Linked DNA regions of Mus musculus: region 2 is linked to region 1. A link is a loop called in an ENCODE intact Hi-C map of the cell type or tissue named here. Cell type or tissue: left cerebral cortex. All regions are shown on one strand.

Region 1 (2,500 bases):
GCAGGGAATCTAAGCTCAAGCCACCAGCAGCGATGACCACAGGCTTCCCCTTAGGGCCACTTTCCAGGTATTCTCTCAAGGTGGCAAACCCTTGGAGGGCTAGCTCTCAAAGGGGTCACCCCATTCTTTGCACTGGTGCAATTCGGAAGGTGAAGGGGTTCTTTGTAACTACAATCTTCAGTGTTTCCCAAAGGTCTGTGTGTCCAAGGGCTGATTCCCTAGTGGGATGTCAGTAGGAAGTACTGGAAGTTTGTGGAACACTGGCAGATACGTAAAGGAAGAGCAACGTGGGTTAAACACTCCAGCAGCGCAGGCAGATTAACAGACCTTAACACTCAAGAGCACACACTGCAGAGTTTGAGACTGTCTTGGTTTACACTGAGAGACCCTGTCTCAGGAGTCAAAACAAAATAAAGCACATCCCCCTCCAACAATGAAGCAGTCACTGTTTTGATACGGAGTTCCTCTGAGGTGGAATGTGGCTTCTCAGAACCCCCTCTTCCCCACGTTATTTGACAACAATGGGTAGCAATGTGATCAGCCACCTGGTATGAACAGGCAAAGGTCTACCTGCTTGTGAGCTGTAGGCTGAGGACAAAGAGCTTTCGCCAAAGTTACCTTAAAGGCAGAAATTATATATATATGTAAAAAATATGTAATATATACATTTACATATAGTTATGTAATTATATATTCTATAAATTTGTATATATCACAGAATTTAAATTATATAATATTAGTATACAATTATATACAAATATATATTATTCATATATTATTAATTATATAATACATTGACATATATTATATATTGATTTAGGTATAATTATATATAATTTACACATTTAATATATAATATAAATGTGGAGTATATAAAATATAAATATGTTTATATAAAATATAAATATAAAATATATCTTATACAAAATATATAAATGCATAAATATATTATATAAAATACATATTCATATATAGTAAATTTTATACATTTATACATTTATATAATTATATAGACTTTAAAATTTATATATAAATATAAACTATATATATATTTATACATAAGTAACCTTTTTATATTTATATAAAATTATATAGTCATATATAAACATATATTTTAAATACATGTAAATATATAATATACCATATATTAAAGTATATTTATATATACATTTTATATATGACTGTTATATATAAATTTATGTTTATATTAATATATTAATATTTAAATATATAATATGTTAAATACAAAATATATACACTTACATGTATGTTTAAATTAGAGAACAGGATTTGAAGGAGAGAGAAGACATTCTATAAAGGAAGTTCAGCTGCACACATTACCATGCTGAATCACTTTGCTGGCCTCATACCATGGTGTGACTGTTGCTGCTTCTTTGCTGTGTGTTTTGTTTGATCTGATCTTGCTTTGTTTTCCCCCAGTCCTTTAACCTGCCCTGTTGGAAATCAACAGCCCAGTTAGAGCAGTAGAAACCACCAGGGGGCGCTCACATCCAACCGCAAGCCAAGTGGAGCACGAGGCTGGGTTGTGTTTTTTAGAGTTTCTGTCTTAAACCTTTATTTGTAAATCTTTATTTGTCATTCCAAAACTTGGCAAGAATTGCAAGCCCTTGAGTATGGTACTGTCTCCCTTAGCATGTAGAATTTCTCCAACCATTCTCTATTTGATAAAAGAGTTATCACATGGCAGAATGTTGTTTGCTTTGCTCAACATAACCAAAGAATTCAAACTGAACACATTTAGTCTTTGTTTTCAAATTAGAAGACCTCATTTCCTCAAATTGTTATCGAAAGGTTTGGTCAGTCAAGTGATAAATGTCAAATATAATAAGCCACTTTGGTAAGCTCTCTAACCTTTCGCCACCATTGCCATTAAAGGAGTGATGTACGTGACCGGATTGAACTCATTATTAGCAATGTGTAATTCTGCTATCATCGCTTGCAATGAGATGACTTAGATAGCACTTCTGCTTTGAAAGTTATTTGGGAATTGACCCCCGCAATCAATTTCATATATTTGATTTGGAATTTTCTCTATTAGCAGTTGAGCAATAAACTCCAATCAGGAACAAGTGCCAGACAGCAGGCTACAAACACTAACCCAAAGCCGCGGTGAAGATGGTCTGCTTTCTCAATCTCGCACATTTTTCCTTTCCCTCCGCTATTGATTGTACAGCACAGAAGCAATTTAGCTGGCTGTTAAGTAGGCCTAATATATATAAATCCCAACTTGTGCTTCAGGTAAACTAAGGCCCCGAGAGGGAAGAGCAGGTAAGATGCACTGTGGACCTAGGGGCGGGGAATATAGTTCCGTGGTAAAGCGTTTACCCAGTGTGCATGCAGGAGGACTGGGTTCCTTCCTCAATAATGCACACCCCAAAGAAAGACAGAGAAGAAAGGGAGCCATTCCTGCTCATTTATGACACCACCTAACTCAGTCTGGAGCAGAGCCTGCGGCCATTTACCAAGCTCCTGGAGGAAG
Region 2 (2,500 bases), 400 kb after region 1:
ATCACTGCATTATTGTGAAGCCAAGAACGATGCAGTTGATGTTCCAAGCGCAGTCCTAATAGGCCGCACATACTCACTATCCTTATTCACGTTCTCATTCTTGTTTGTTCTGAGCGGCAGCATAATTGCTTTGGGGGTCACTTTACAGAAGCAAGGACCAGTCGTGTGATAACACAAATGATAGGCAGTGAAGCAGGCTCTACGCTAAACAAGTTATTTATGACAACTGGAAAGCTCTGCTCTGTACTATTAGCAAGTTTTCCTATTTCCTTCCAGGCATCCCTACCATGTGCAAGCAATAGGTTTTCCTCATAGGCTGGTATTCTTCTGTCCACTATCCAGCCTTTATTTCCCAGTCTGACCCACTCATGGATTTGAACTACAGCTTTGTGTGTGTGATCTGACGTCCACCCAGCCAGACTTAGACTTGCTCCAAGCTCCAGATGAGCATGTCTAGTGGACAGATGTCATCCTTGTTGAAGGGACCTCCAACTCAACATCACTAATCCTGATCTCTGCCCCACTCCCGTCACCATACTTCTGTATACATGTTCCCTGGCCTATGCTCTAGTTAATGGGGTTTCTACCCATCATTCTCCTAACTCAGTCCCTCACCTGCCAGTTTAAATGGGCTCAGTAAAGTTTGGCCCTTCCCCTCTCACCTTCTGCCTACTATTCACTTGTTTACCTTATGCAAATCCTCTTGGATTTCCTAAACCAGACAGTTTTCTGGACTTGATGCCCACTCACTATGAGTCATTAAAATGCTTACCATAGGACTATATGCAGTGAGTCACTTGTACCTTCCTCTCCTGCTGCTGCTGCTGCTGGACAAACTTTGTTGAGGTTAGGAAATCTAGCATTCTAGGCAACCACCCAAAGGGCTTGGAAGAAGTGACCTGGAAGTATGAGCATGGTAAGCTTCCAGGCTGATTTGCCTCCACTGAATATCAGAATAGAGCTAGATAAGGAGATTTCTACCTTTTCCTCTTTCCTGTTTTGCTGGATGATGCACATACCAAGGGGTATCCCTGCTAGGATGGTTCCGTTGTCTCATAGCTCCTCGGCAGCCAGGGGCTGCACATATCCCTCTTTATGGCTTCCCATCTTTCCCACACCATCTATCTTCTCCTTCGCTTCTCCTGTCCTGGGTTTTGGACTTTGCAAACCAAATGTAAGCTTTCTAATTTTTGTCTCCAGCTCTATTTTCTAGGGAATCCAGGAATAAGTCTACCTCTAAAAAGGAGTTGATGCAGCTTTAAATTGAAGCCTCTTTACAATAAGCAAAGAGCCCTTGGCTCACTTCCCTATTTCTGGATCAAGTATAAAAGAAAAAAAAAATATAAAGTATTCATAGTTTAAAGGCATGTTTGAGGAAAGCTGTAGCTTTCTTTCTTTCTTTTTTTTTTTTTTTAATACAAACTTTGGCTTTGGGCTTTCCAGCAGCCAGGGTAAAGAGGAAAAGACCAGACTCACAAGGAAATAATGATTAGTAGTAAATTCATCAAGATAAAAAAGGTGTGAACTGTTCCTAGGCCCTGAGATGTGGGTAGAATTTATTTCAATAGTTTATTGCCTTATGTTTACTGTGCAAGTATGTGTTCTGCCACAAGCTATGCCTGAGCCCTGGCTTTGAGGAGAATCGATCCTGATCTCTACTGACACTCTTAGAGCAATGCACGGCGACACATCCCTTACATCAGGCACATTTTTAAACAAAAAGTTTAAACACATATGCACACACACACAGACAGAGCGCGCTGTGCTGCCATGTGGCTATTTTAATACCAACTTAGGTAAAGAGCATAGCCATGTGGCTATTTTAATACCAACTTAGGTAAAGAGCATAGCCAGGCATACATATATATACATATATACATGCACATGCACATATGCGCACAGGCCTCACATGCTGATGGACACAAGGTTTCCTAGAAATGCAAGCAGTTCCTAGACTCACACATCTGAGCCCTGAATCTAGGGTGGAGGCAGGATATTTTTGAAATGTTTTAAGTATATGGCCACTAAAGTTTGAATATAGGCCATTTCTAACACTTCAAAGTAAAGGTTATCTTCAAAGTTGTTATAATTTTAATAGCAGAAGTTAGTTCTATGGAAGATTCTAAATATTACCGCAGAATTCTGGGTCACAACATAATAGCATTGTGCATTCTACTGTGGGGCTTACAAGATGTATATAAACCTAAAATAAAATAAAATAAAATAAAATAAAATAGAAAGTAACAGAGTAGCTGAGCATACTTTCAGCAAGCATCTATGAGCACACTCTGAGATTGCAATAGCAGCAATAATCTGTGAGCACACTCTGGGGTCACAATGGCCATCGTAAGGGAAAAGGATGACATGCAGAAGTGAGATATTCAAAAGTGGAAGCAGCACTCCCCTGAATACTTCAGAGGAAAATCCACCCAGTAAAAGGATGTGTCACTAGACTGTTCACAGATGCAAAGTGAGCATTTAGTATACATCTACAGAAGAG

What was found. Peaks named below come from ENCODE experiments on the same cell type or tissue, not always from the same donor. Only the 100,000 strongest peaks of a DNase experiment are listed, where the experiment ranks them.
Region 2: a loop joins it to region 1, with 2.1 times the contacts of the local background. A loop is called at or near these places in 2 of 42 quality-filtered maps.

What each region holds. Positions count from the first base shown.
Region 1 is chr8:24,385,626-24,388,125 of GRCm38, reverse strand. It overlaps Gm30633 (a long non-coding RNA gene), which reads right to left. Exons shown (of 3, transcript XR_378810.2): 2 at 1,264-1,454. Among named protein-coding and RNA genes, the nearest start is that of Gm30633, 4.7 kb to the right of the region's middle. In left cerebral cortex, a CTCF peak has its summit at 1,492 (motif pointing right); a DNase peak (open chromatin) is centred at 1,498.
Region 2 is chr8:23,988,011-23,990,510 of GRCm38, reverse strand. The region is part of intron 5 of Zmat4 (zinc finger, matrin type 4); the gene reads right to left. Among named protein-coding and RNA genes, the nearest start is that of Gm51564, 56 kb to the left of the region's middle. In left cerebral cortex, no CTCF peak of the experiment used is centred here; DNase peaks (open chromatin) are centred at 932 and 1,214; H3K27ac peaks cover 888 bases.